Linked DNA regions of Homo sapiens: regions 1, 2 and 4 are each linked to region 3. The links are chromatin contacts, found by Hi-C or POLR2A ChIA-PET in ENCODE. All regions are on one chromosome and are shown on one strand. Each heading gives the region's core, a stretch centred on a gene start or an enhancer-like site at or near the end of the contact. The rest is flanking DNA. Distances are from core to core; before and after follow the strand shown.

Region 1 (2,924 bases), core at 68-2,567, 610 kb after region 3:
ACATCCCTGCATGCCCCACTTGCCTAGACCTGCCCTGGATCATCAGTCTGTGCCCTCTTGGCTTGGGGAGGCCAAGAATGGGGCCTGCCTGTGTGTGGGCCAGGCAGACAGCCTCCTAGAGAGGTGACTTAGAGGCTCTGGAAGGCTCCCTCGGCTCCCTAAACCTGTGGGCAGGTGGAGAGGACCCAGCGCTGAACATCTCCCAGAAGAGATGGGAACAGCTAGTGGCTGAAGGGACATGCATCATATTCTCAGTAGCGCCTTTAGAATTTCTAAAAAAGAAGAGGCTCAAAGGCAGCAATCTGGTTATGTTATGGGTGGAGGGTGTCCAGGTTCTTGGCAGTTTGAACAAAGGATTGGACAAAATGCACAAACAAAGCAAGGAAGGAATGAAGCAACAAAAGCAAAAATTTATTGAAAACGAGAGTACACTCCACAGGGTGCGAACAGACCAAGCATAGGATTTTCTGGGGTTTAAATACCCTCTAGAGGTTTCCCACTGGCGACTTGGTGTACACTCTAAGTAAAAGAAATAGTGGCCCACTATCAGTCTGATTGGTTGCAGAAATTAACCAATCAGAGGCTGAAGTGAAGTTACAAAGTAACTTACACCTTTGTAAGTGTCTGATTGGTTGTGGAAAGCAACCAATCAGAGGCTGAAGTGAAGTTACAAAGTTACACTCCTATGCAAATATCTGGTTGCAGAAATCAACCAATCAGAGATACTTTCAATTTTCCGTCGGCCCCACAGAAAAGGGGGGTGGGGTTTGCAAAGGGAGTAGCCTCCAGTCCTTTTGTTACTTAGGTGTGGAAAGTTGGGGTTTTCCTTTTGATTTAGTTCTAGAAAGTCAGCGTGAATCGGCCTTAGGTTCCCTGCCTCCAGACCCTATTTTTCTGCTTCAGTCAGGAGGGGGTGGTCTGGGGATGTGGGGGGCAACTATGGGTTTGCCTTGAAACTCTATATGCCTTGTAAGGATGAAGCGTTTGCAGCTTAATTAAAACAGAAACATTTCCAGAGATGCCTTTATTCATGTTTATATGAGGATATTATAAGTGCTTATTTTATTTAAGAGGTTGATGAAGATTATAGTGGGGAAAAGCATCCCTTGGTACAGTTCAGGTCCTGGTGACAGGTTTGTTCACGAGCAGTGTTGGTGGTAAGGAAACTCTGATGGGTTTTAGCATTTTAGTGGGCTAATCCAGGAAGGAATGGGCTGCACCGGGATTACGTGGGTTGACCCCAGGGGAAGAGAATGAGAGGAAGTGTCAAGACAAAGGGAGAGAGGTTTGGGAAACTCCCCAGGACTGGGAGGAGCCAGAAGCCTGCAGTTTCCTCAAGGACCTGAGACTCTCACCCACTCTCTGTGTTCAGGGAAGTAGCCTCCCCTGTAGGAGCACTGATGTGGTAGATATAGTTAATAGTGGGGTGCAGGACCAGATTGAATTTCTTTTTTTTTTTTTTTTTAGACAGGGTCTCACTCTATTGCCCAGGCCTGGAGTGCAGTGGCTTGATCTTGGCTCACTGTAACTCCTGCCTCCCAGGTTCAAGTGACTCCCCTGCCTCAGCCTCCTGAGTAGCTGGGATTGCAGGTGTGTGTTACCACACCCAGCTGCTTTTTTTTTTTTTTTTTTGAGACGGAGTCTCACTCTGTCGCCCAGAGTGCAGTGGTGCGATCTTGGCTTACCACAACCTCCACCTCCCAGGTTCAAGTGATTCTCCTGCCTCAGCCTCCCAAGTAGCTGAGACTACGGGCGCACACCACCATGCCTGGCTAATTTTTGTATTTTTAGTTGAAACGGGGTTTCACCATGTTGGCCAGGATGGTCTTGATCTCCTGACCTCGTGGTCCTCCCACCTCGGCCTCCCAAAGTGCTGGGATTACAGGCGTGAGCCACAGCGCCCGGCCTAGGAAATGAATTCTATACAGAATAATCAGAGTGGTTCCTGTGCCCTTTGGCTGCTTGTGCAGTTAAGCACATTTATCATGACTATTATAAATTATTTCCTTTTAATTATAGCCAAGTTAATCATACACAAAATTTTTTATAGCTTTTCTTTTTATGAACCTTATCATGATTTACACAGACAATTTACAACATGCTTGAACTTTTTGTTTTGTCATAAATTTCCCTCTTTCTTAAATAAACAGTCATTTTACTGTAGGACAAAAATTTACCACATAAGATTATTTCTCATACAAAATTATTCTCTTTTCTTCTTAATCTTTGTTACCAAAAATACATCTTTACATCTGTGACTCTCTTTACATCTCTTTCACCTATTTACTAGTTTCTTTTTACCTTCTTTCATAAATAGGCTTTACATAATCTCTGTATTACATACAATTCTTTTTGTCAAAAGAATATAACTTTATGTCTTCCTTATATTTTTTTAAATGTGCATATTTTATACATAGAATTATATAACTAGAATCAATCCCTCCCTCCCTCCCTCCCCTCCCTCCCCTCCCTCCTTTCTTCCTTCCTTCCTTCTTTTTTTTGAGACAGGGTCTTGCTCTGTTGCCCAGGCTGAAGTGCTATGGCATGATCATGGCTCAATGAAGCCTCCAGCTCCTGGGCTCAGGTAATCCTCCTGCCTTAGCCTCCTGAGAAGCTGGGATTACAGGTGCCCGCCACCACACCCAGCTAATTCTTTGTATTTTCAGTAGAGACAGGTTTTCACCATGTTGGCCAGGCTAGTCTCGAACCCCTGACCTCCCACCTTGATCCACCCACTTTGGCCTCCCAAAGTGCTGGGATTGCAGGTGTAAGCCACCAAGCCTGGCCTAAGAATAAATTTATTATGAGTAGACTCATGCAATTATGGAGGCTGAGGAGTCCCACAATCTGCTTTCGACAAGCTGGAGACCCAGGAAAGCCTGGGCTATAATTCAGTCTGGGTCCAGAGACCTGAGAACCAGAGG
Region 2 (3,234 bases), core at 704-3,203, 630 kb after region 3:
TCCTCGTGGACAGGGACCGTATCTTATTCGAATTAACTGTCTTCACCCAGTGCCCAGCCTCTTGGGGCCGGGCAAAAATGTGGGACGAATCTCTAAGCAGTGTCCTATCCACCTTCCTTAAAGAAAACTCCACCCCTGTCTTTATAAGCCTGTTTCTTCTGCTTCTGAATGGCCTGCAGCCCCAGGTTCCCAACTGTCAGGCCCCCTTGGGCTGGTCCTATTCCTTCCCTGTGGGTTTGAGGTGTCATCCCTTGGAGCTTGGCCGCCAGCGCCAGCGCCAGCCCACCCTTCCTCCCTCCCACCACATCCCCACCCTTCCTGCTGAGCACTGGGTGGTAGCAGATCAGTCTAGCACTTCCTCTAATGGCTAATGTTTTTGTGGGAGGTTCTGAACTAGGGTTAAAAGACAAAAGCTCTTCCCCCCTCCCCTCCCCCAGTTCTAGTGTTGGTTCTTCTAGTTCTGACGTTCCCGTTGCTGTATCCCTAGATCCCGCCTTTGTTTTAAGCTCCCGAAGAAAGGCTTCCGGAGACTTTGTGACCTCACCCAATTTCCAACATTCCAGATTGTCTTTTCTTTCTTTAAAATCAGTGTTCCCTTCTGAGTCAGCTAGGAGGAGGCCAGAGGGAAACAGTGGGGCTTTCGAAGCTTATCAAAAGCAAACCTTGCTCTTTTGAAAAAGCATTTTCCAACGCAACCTGGGGACAAAGTGGGGTTAAATTTTACACAGATTGCTTACGAGCAAGAGTTAAGTGGCTAACAAGTCATGAAATCTTACGGAGAAGCAGGTAAAGCCAAAATTAAAAACTCCCTCCGAGTCAGCCCATTCTGCGACCCACCTCCTCCCCTTTGCGGCAGGAACTCTACTCCATCGAGGGGCTTTGCTGCAGTGGCACTGCCCACGCATACTCAACTAAAAGACTCAGACCACGCCAGCCATGCCACGAGGTGTGTTTTATTTTCATTATTCATACAAATAATTTTCTATAATATCCCGGGGCAAACCGGAGAATTTGGCAGTCCGATTGGGGGGGGGTCCCTTCAGAGACCCACAGGCCGGTGGCATCGGCGCGGAGTGCCCAGGTTCACAGTGCAGCTTGTGGCTCGTGTCCATCTTGCAGGTGGCTCTTCCTCCACATCACGACTGGGGTCTCGAAGAGGACGGGGGTAGGAAATCCTCCAGGATCTTAGGAAATTTCACTCCGCTTCTCCTGCTCAATGGCTGTGGAGAGCGGGAAGCGGGCGCTGGAGGGGAGCTGCAACCCCCACCCGCAACCGAGGTGCTTCCCGGTGTGGGCGAGGCACCCACGAGGTGTGGGGATTTAGAAGGAAGCTTGGGGCTGGGGAGAAACAAGGCGCTTTGTGAAACTGAAAGAGTGGCCGGGGCCGCCCACACCGGGGACAACGGCGGGGTGGGGGGTGGAGGAGTGGGTTTGCAAGGAAGAGCAGGGTGAGGGGCTGGGCTGGGGCGCGGGAGACCGAGGCACACTCACTCTCTTTGGTCGGCAGGGTGTTCTTCTCCTGCGTCTCCGTTTTCTTCAGCTTGGCCTTATCGAAGCTGGCGATTTCCCCCATGTCTGGTTTGTCTGCCATTTTCTTAAAACAATCCTAGTGGGCAAACCAAGGCGCTTGACCTGGGCCTGGGGGCCAGCGTCCCCTTCCGCGCTCCCCGCCGACGCCTCTCGACGTGGCACTCGCGCCAAGGCGTGCCGAGCAGCCCCAAGGCCGAGGATCTGGGCGCGTCCCGCACCCCTCTTCTCGGTCCCAGGGCGTGGTCGCCGGCCCCTGCGTCCGGTCCGAGAAGGGCGCCTGTCGCGGTTGCGGCGCGCCCGCCCGGTGCACCGGATCCGACCACACCCTGGGTGGGCCCCCCGCCCCGGCGCCGCACTCACCGTGCAGTCTCGTTCCGAGCCCGAGATCCTGGTGCTCCCACTCGCGTTGCTGCAGCAAGAAACAAAAGAGCGGCGCCCGCCCCTAGCCTTATATACGCCGCGCCCCGCCCCGCCCCTCACCCGCCGCAGCAGGGGCGGTGCTGGCACCCGAGGGGCGGGAGCAGCGCGGGCTGCTCCTCGCCCTGCCGCGCCCCCCGCTGGGCTACCAGCCCGGCTGGGCGCGGCTTCTCCCGCGCCGGGCACCCCCAGCTCGCAGTGTGCCCAGCGTGGGGGCTGTAGTCGCCGCCAGAGTGGGCGCCAGGCCCCCGGCTTTGCTTTTGCGGCTACATTTCCCCCTTTCCGGGAATCTGCTGCTCACCCCGCAGAAAGGATATGGGACCGGCGTGGGAGGGTGTGTGGTTTTGTGCGTGTGCAGATATGATGTGTAGCCGTGGGTGTGGATGTGCGGGCGTGCACGCGCACTCTGCAGCAATCCTCGCTCTAGGAGACGCCCCACCCCAGTCGCCCCCAGGCCTCTTGCTTTTGCTCCTCCAGAGTCCCCTTCCCTCCCCCACTTTTCCTCTCCTTAGGGAGGCTGAGTCCTAAGGTGGTCCTGCACTAAAAGAATTCGAGCCGAGGGTCCCGTAGTGGAGCGGGGGGCGGGGGGGTGTAGGGGGAGGGGGGAATAGGTTTCCAGCGCTCTTTGCTCAGGTTGGGGGCGGTTGCCTTCTGGTCAGTCGTCCCCTGTTCCCTGAACTGGGCGGTTCCAGCAGGATCGTTGGCGTGGCGGGTGTTCCTTAAATGCTGTTAGACGCATTGTGTGAAGGGCTGTGGTGGGAACAGGGCGTCCCGAGAAGGCTCGCAGTTTGCCTTTTCTCGTCGAGCTCCTAGAAACACTGTATCAGCGGGTGCGGTTTTCCTCCTTGAAGTTAACCTTGAGGATAATAGAGACCCACATGCCTACAAACGTTCTTGTTTTTCTTATTAACCCATTGTAGGAGTGGTATACTGCAATTATTCACATCTTTCTTAGAAAAGTTGTATTTTCAGCCTGTGCAACACCGTTAGGTAATAAGTTCCATAAATTACCAGCCCCGGAGTTAAGGCTGGTCATTCTTTTATTTGTCCTGACCTTTCCTTTTTTAAGTGTGAAGTATTACCGAGCTCTTTAAAGTGGGATTTGGTGGTGACATCCTAAATTCGGTCCTGATTTTATTTATTTACTTTTTTTGAGACAGGGTCTCACTCTGTCACCCAGGCTGGAGTGCAGTGGTGTGATCACGGCTTATGGCAGCCTGGACTTCCCCGGTTCAAGTGATTCTTCCACCTCAGCCTCCTGAGCAGTTGGGACTGCGGGCGTGCACC
Region 3 (3,065 bases), core at 526-3,025:
GTTTGCACTTTCCTCCTAAAATTCAAAGTTTGCATTATAAATCTAATCACCAGAAAGGTGAACTGTTAGTCCTATATCCTTTAAAGAACAGAATTTGCCCTATATCATATTCACTTCCACAACTGTACCAAACCCCTCTGCACCTGGGAGTCTGGTAGAACTGAGGCCACAGGTAGGCCAGTTTCCCTAATCTTAAGGAACACCAATTATAATGAGCAACAAGATAATTCGATTAAACAATTAAATGAAAAGCATTTTCTGACTAAAATGGCAATTATCTGATTTTGCTGTTAGGAGTTGCGCAGGAAACAAAAGCTCAACAGTGTAGAAGATGCTCAAACGTATTCCGAATCCATGTCTCCCTGCTTTGTCATCTATTGTTAGGAGGGAGAACAAATATCTCCCTAATTCAAGTTCGTTTTTCTGAATTTTCTATAACCGCCTAAAACAGAATCCAAACATAATGTGGAAGCCAGACTGCAGGCTCTGAACTTCGGTCTACTACTAACTGGTGTAACAGCTAACCTTCAGCACTCATCAAGATCCTGGGTTTGTCCTCTCATACCACTAAGTTACTTGTGGGATTTCATCATGGGCACAGTAAACTGACCAGACCCTAAAGCCACCAGATAGATAACTACTGCGGTCATCCTAAGGGCAGAAACAGCCAAAAGAGCCAAATAATCATCTTTACTAGCCGATATGCTCAGGCTGAGATTTTCAGTTCCTGGAAATATAGCTTTACTCCTCCTTCACGTGCCAATTGATCCCCATAATGGCGGTTGAGCGGACAAAGCCTCAAGTAAAACCCTGCACCGAAGACTTTAAATGCGAACCCAAAGCAATGGCAGCTCCTAATTCATGCTTCCCATCCTTTTCACAAGGGGTCCAAATAAGGACTGCCTTCTTGGACATGAGCTATATTTAGTCAGAGGCCGTCACCTTGGAGGCAAGGCCATATCCGCCGAAGGGCATGTGCGTATTCTCCAGTGTGTAGTCAAGACCTAACCACTGAGGCAGTGGAGCCAGACGACGTCCCAAGGCATAGGCCCCCCACCCCTCAAACTGAGGGCCAGGACAGCCGGGGAGGCTCACGGCTCCCCCTCGCCCAGATACCACATGCGGCAAACACGTGGTCGCCGCTGCAATGCGGGGCGCGCGCTCCCGAGGGCCGGACGCGAGCACGCGGGGCGGGTCGCCCACTCCAGGTTTGTCAGACGGCAGGGCCGGGAGGGGTTAACAGTGCCCTCCCTTCCCGGCCAGAACTCACTAGCGACCACAGCCCCCGCCCTTCACGTTTTCTGGAACCTTCCGCATGCCTAGGCGCGCGACCGAATGAAAAGGGAGGGGGGAAGGGAAGGGTGGAGAGGGGAGGGGGAAGAGGAGCGGCGGCCACGCGCCAGGCCCTGGCGGCGCCACGAGGAAAGCGCGCGGTCGCCGCTCTTCCATCACCCGGCGGACGAGGACGACCCGCGCGGGCCCCACCACCGGCCGGCCGCAGCCAGCCGGACCTTGGCGCTGCCTTCTGCCCCGCCCCACGCTTCGCTTCAGGCCGTCCCCTCACCTGGGTGGCCTTCCCCGACCGACTCTGAGGTGAAAAGGAATGTGCCCTCCTCGATGAACGCCTCGTGGAAGCCGTTGAGCTGTCCGTTCATGTTGGTGTCGGTGTGCGGAAGTGGCCTTACGAAGGAGCAGCGGCGAGGCGGCAGCGGCTGCGAAATGCGCAAGCTGCGGACAGCGTTCTACTCGTAGCAGGCGGGCGGCGCGGAGCGAACGAAGCAGCGGGCGGTGCGGCCCGGTATTTATAGAGCAGCGCCCGCGCGCGCCCGGCTCGGGCCCCGCCCCTCGGCGCCGCGCGCCAATGCACCACTTGCGCGGGGGTCGGGGGAGGAAGGGCAGCTCGCCCCGCGGAGTCCGGGCTGAACCACACTGCGCGGCCGCGGGAGGTGCCGTGGCAATCCGGCCCTCCAGAGACCGTTCAGCTATCTTGAGCCGCTAGAGCTAGGAGAAAAATGCAGACGCGAGGAGACGTGGGGGATTGCTCTTCCTTGTTTGATGTGGGAGAAAAAGCGACTGGGGCTTGCTGGACCCGCTCCCCTGTGCGGTGACATGGCACCTCCCTTCCGACCGTTGGCCGGGATAGCTTTCCCGGAGGTCGCGTCCCCCAGCGGAGGCGGCGGGAATCGCGGAGGTTTTGTGCTGCGGCTGGGGTCTTTCTGGCCGTCCCGCCTCTAGATGCCGGGTGGCAGGGAGCCGGTGGCGGTCGGCCATGTGAAGGTGGCCATCTTGGCCGGCCAGCGAGGGCTCCTCACGGCCTTCCTTCGGCGTCCCTGCCCGGCTCGTTGCCGGCCCCGGGATATCTGAGGGGCGCAGGCCCACCTTCTAGTCGTTTCCTGGTGAATGGCTCTGCTGAAGATGGCCGGAAAGCAGATTAATGAAGGTGCTGCCATCGATTTAAACAATCGCCCTCCTGCCCGCTCCCCTGCGCTAAAGTTTCTGAGGGATCCTCACCCTTCGTGGTTCGTGGACTTAAAAGTGGAGGCAGCGCTCCAGCCTTTCCCTCCAGAGAGAAAGGAGGCCGCTCCCAAGTCCGTCCTTGCCCCGTGGCCTTCCTGTTCCTTTGAAGGGGGGGGGAATCGATGTTTCAATCCTCTGTTCAGGAGAATATGGAACGAACATTTCTTTTTTGGTGGGTGGGGGCTATTCGTTCCCTTGAATGTGCTTAAGCAGATCTCTTGACGGCGTGGAATGGGCTGTTTCATGAAGCTTTCACTTTAAAATGTCCACCTGCGTTTGTCCCAGTTTTGCCCAATAAAGGAATTACAGGGAAAAAGAGCGAAACAAAACTTGAGCCAGCAAGGAGTATGGAGTCCCGTTTGGAGGGAGCCCGCCTTGGGGGCGGGGGTCTCTGCAGCCTGTTCTGGGGCTGGGCCTCGGTGCAGGTCTGGTCGGGCTGGTGGCCTGGTGGCCCTGAGCGGAGCGCGTGACAAGAACGCCGGGTTTAATGAGGTTCTCAGGGAACGGCCTGCTCCTAGCATGGGATGTACTTTACGCTGGGGAGGTGA
Region 4 (3,213 bases), core at 612-3,111, 590 kb after region 3:
CACGCCTGTAACCCTAACACTTTGGGAGGCTGAGGTGGGTGGATCACCTGAGGTCAGGAGTTCAAGACCAGCCTGACCAACATGGTGAAACCCCGTCTCTACTAAAAATACAAAATTAGCTTGGTGTGGTGGTACATGCCTGTAATCCCAGCTACTCGAGAGGCCGAGGCAGGAGAATCGCTTGAACCCAGGAGGTGGAGGTTGCAGTGAGCCGAGATCAGGCAATGGCCTGATCTCCAGCCTGGGTGACAGAGCAAGACTCTGTCTCAAAAAAAAAAAAAAAAAGAAAGAAAAAAAAGAATAAGAATGTATAGGCTGAGCATGGTGGCTCACGCCTATAACCCCGGTACTTTGTGAGGCCAAGGTGAGAGGATCGCATGAGCCCAGGAGTTTGTGACCAGCCTGGGCAACATAGTGAGACCTTGTCTCTACTAATATCAAAAACAAAAAACAACAAAAACAAAACAAAAAGTATATATATATATATGCATGTACATTTTTTGGAGGGGGAGGAGAAGGGGTCAAAGTTACACACACAGACACTTGTGTTTCTATAGGCTGACAGGACACAGGAGTCACACCAATTTGGGACCCATAGGCACTTTTTCTTACGTTATTGTTTGAATGTTGTACAATGAGAGAGCTTGGTTTTTGAAATAATTAAATGTAATTGAATTGAGATTTGTTTTGTTTCGTTTTTTTGAGACAGGGTCTCACTCTGTTGCCCAGGCTGGAGTGCAGTGGTGAGATCATGGCTCACCGTAGGTTCCACCTCCTGGGCTCAAACAGTCCTCCTGCCTCAGCCTCCCGAGTAGCTGGGACTAAAGGTGCATGCCACCACGTCTGGCTAATTTTTTGATTTTTATTTTTTTGTAGAGATGGGGTCCTACTATGTTGCCCAGGCTGGTCTCAAACTCCTGGAGAATTGGGCTTAACCAGTCCTCCTGCCTTGGACTCCCAAAGAGCTAGGATTACAGGCGTGAGCCATCACGCCTGACTGGGATTTGTTTTTAAAGTTCCAAAGAGCTTTACTAGTCTTAATCGTAATGTACATAAACTTGTATTCTATGTAAAATATAACAACTTCACAATCATAATAACCATACAGCCATCATTAGCACAGCGCCTCTAACCCACAGCCTCTTACGATTATAAATGGGAGTTCAGATAGATCCATGGACGCAGGGGAGGTTTGGTTGAGGAGCCAGGTCAGAGTCTTGGTTGGAAACACATGCAACTGTATCTGGAACCAGGGTCTGAGGCGAGCTGGGGACAGAGGGACCTCACTTCCAGCCTTCTCTATCAGCAACCCTCTAACATAGAGCTATTTCCAGGTCTAAAGGGTCTCAGAAATGTTCCAACAGCTTCTAGCTTCCTGGGCATTAGCTGCATTTTCACCTACCGGTAGCCCTAGTTCCTCATTTGCCAAAGGCCCACTGCAGGCCGGGCCCTGGTGCCAGCAGAGGAGGTCTGCACCCTCACAGCTGTAGCAGGAGGGAGACGTGCAGAGAGGTGAAGCTCACGGCCCTGGAATACGTGCACCACGGAGGTGAGTGCAAGTGGGTGGGGACTTTGTGGAACAAGTCACATCTGAGTCACTCTGAAGTATGAATAGGAGTCCACCTCATCAACCAAGGCAGGGCAGGAAATTCCAGGCAGACAGTAGTGCAGGGATGAAGGTCCAGAGACGGAAATACTTTTGAAGGCACCATATGAAGTTTATGAACAGAGGTGGAGCTGAGACACCACAGATCAGAAAGGGGAACCAGCAGAGGGTAGCAAGCAGGGGAGACAGGAAGTCAAATTTGAGCTTTAGGGAGATTTTTCTGATGGTAGGGGAGGAGAATGTGTGGGTAGAGCAGTTACTGGCCTCTTGTCCGTATAAGAAGTAATGTGGGCCTGGACTTGGAGCAGAAGTGATTCAGACCTTGCTCGCCTCGCCTCTGAGCCATATTCAAAGCTGCCCTACCAGCCTGCTGTGTCCTCTCCCCTCCCCTCCCCTCCCCTCCTCCCTCCCCTCCCTTCCCCTCTCACCTCCCCTCTCCCCTCCTCTCCCCTCCCCTCTCCCCTCCCCTCCCCTCGTATACTGTTGGTGTGCCAGCTCTCCTTTAGTCTTCAAACTTAAAGCTTGGGTGTCACCCACATCAAGAAAAGTCTATTGACTGGGTGTGGTGGCTCATGCCTGTAATCCCAGCTACTCAGGAGGCTGAGGCCGGGGGATCCCTTGAGCCCAGGAGTTCAAGGTTGCAGTGAACTATGATCACACCACTGCACTCCAGCCTGGGTGACGGAGCAAGACCCTGTCTCAAACAAAGCAAAACAAAAAACCCCAAAAAACTCCACTGATGTCCCCACCCCATCCCCCACCATTCCCGAGCTTGGTCAGGGACCCCTGCCCTGGACTCTATGATGCTCTGTGCATTTCTTTTCTTTTCTTTTCTTTTTTTTTTTTTTTTTTTTGAGACAGAGTCTCACTGTGTCATCCAAGCTGGAGTGCAGTAGTGCGATCTCGGCTTGCTGCAATCTCTGCCTCCCAGGTTCAAGTGATTCTCCTGCTTTAGCCTCCTGAGTAGCCAGGATTACAGGCATGTGCCACCACGCCCAGCTAATTTTGTATTTTTAGTAGAGACAGGGTTTCACCATGTTGGTCAGGCTGGTCTCGAACCCCTGACCTCATGATCCGCCCACCTCGGCCTCCCAAAGTGATGGGATTACAGGCATGAGCCACCACGCCCAGCAGCTCTATGCATTTCTGAGTGTGAATCCCATTGCTTTATGATTGTGTTCTGGTTTTTGTTTTACCACTAGATTGTGATTTTCCTACCAGGTCTCATTCATTCTTCTGACTCCAATGCCTATCACAAAGCCTGGCACAGAGAAGATAAGAGCAAATATTTGTGATTGAATGAGTAAATGATGAATGAAAAGTGAAGACGGGAGATGAGAGAGGTATTTGGAGGTGGAATCAGGGTAACTTGGCAAGTGATTGGCAGGGATAGTGCAGAGGGTGGGTGGTGAGAGGGTGGCATCGAAGATGACTCCAGGTTTTCTGGTTTGGGAGTAGGGGAGCTCTGAACTGTTTTTATTCACAATACTTCTGCCACCAAATGTGTGAGTTTTTTCTTATACTGACCAGTTATTCAACTCTCCAGATACCAATTGGGTATCCAACAAATCAATTCCATTCTGACATTATCTACCTAGAATTAGTGT

The links. A loop is a pair of places that touch in the nucleus more often than their neighbours do. ChIA-PET counts read pairs that join two places held with the same protein, here RNA polymerase II (POLR2A). Pooled maps may share reads with other maps.
Region 1: a loop to region 3 is called in a pooled map, with 4 times the contacts of the local background. The contact joins the enhancer-like site here to the promoter of MAT2A in region 3. A Hi-C loop is called at or near these places in 1 of 37 single-sample maps with no recorded cell type and 8 of 50 pooled maps. POLR2A ChIA-PET finds 5 or more read pairs at or near these places in 4 of 52 experiments (GM10248, T-cell, activated CD4-positive, alpha-beta T cell and 1 more).
Region 2: a pooled map shows a loop between it and region 3 (9-fold over the local background). The contact joins the promoter of TMSB10 here to the promoter of MAT2A in region 3. A Hi-C loop is called at or near these places in 2 of 37 single-sample maps with no recorded cell type and 8 of 50 pooled maps.
Region 4: a loop to region 3 is called in a pooled map, with 4 times the contacts of the local background. The contact joins the enhancer-like site here to the promoter of MAT2A in region 3. A Hi-C loop is called at or near these places in 6 of 50 pooled maps. POLR2A ChIA-PET finds 5 or more read pairs at or near these places in 3 of 52 experiments (T-cell, WTC11 and activated naive CD4-positive, alpha-beta T cell).

Annotation. Positions count from the first base shown.
Region 1 is chr2:84,922,669-84,925,592 of GRCh38, reverse strand. No RefSeq gene overlaps it. Among named protein-coding and RNA genes, the nearest start is that of TMSB10, 18 kb to the right of the region's middle. RefSeq lists an enhancer at 465-514. Within about 2 kb of position 1,317, at least 19 of the 41 ENCODE cell types and tissues checked have a DNase peak (open chromatin) inside an H3K27ac peak, as active enhancers do.
Region 2 is chr2:84,904,375-84,907,608 of GRCh38, reverse strand. TMSB10 (thymosin beta 10) reads right to left here and starts at 1,953. Exons shown (of 3, transcript NM_021103.4): 1 at 1,891-1,953; 2 at 1,492-1,606; 3 at 938-1,220. The coding sequence starts at 1,591. The coding sequence ends at 1,186. It overlaps LOC105374836 (a long non-coding RNA gene), which reads left to right and starts at 588. Exons shown (of 2, transcript XR_940308.3): 1 at 588-946. RefSeq lists enhancers at 627-686, 491-1,690 and a silencer at 1,657-2,196.
Region 3 is chr2:85,537,878-85,540,942 of GRCh38, reverse strand. It overlaps MAT2A (methionine adenosyltransferase 2A), which reads right to left and starts at 1,775. Exons shown (of 9, transcript NM_005911.6): 1 at 1,565-1,775. The coding sequence starts at 1,655. It overlaps PARTICL (promoter of MAT2A antisense radiation-induced circulating long non-coding RNA), which reads left to right and starts at 2,057. Exons shown (of 1, transcript NR_038942.1): 1 at 2,057-3,065. RefSeq lists silencers at 1,188-1,517, 1,698-1,967 and enhancers at 1,998-2,087, 2,158-2,367, 2,768-2,857.
Region 4 is chr2:84,944,964-84,948,176 of GRCh38, reverse strand. No RefSeq gene overlaps it. Among named protein-coding and RNA genes, the nearest start is that of KCMF1, 25 kb to the left of the region's middle. RefSeq lists an enhancer at 1,594-1,763 and a silencer at 1,934-2,083. Within about 2 kb of position 1,861, at least 20 of the 41 ENCODE cell types and tissues checked have a DNase peak (open chromatin) inside an H3K27ac peak, as active enhancers do.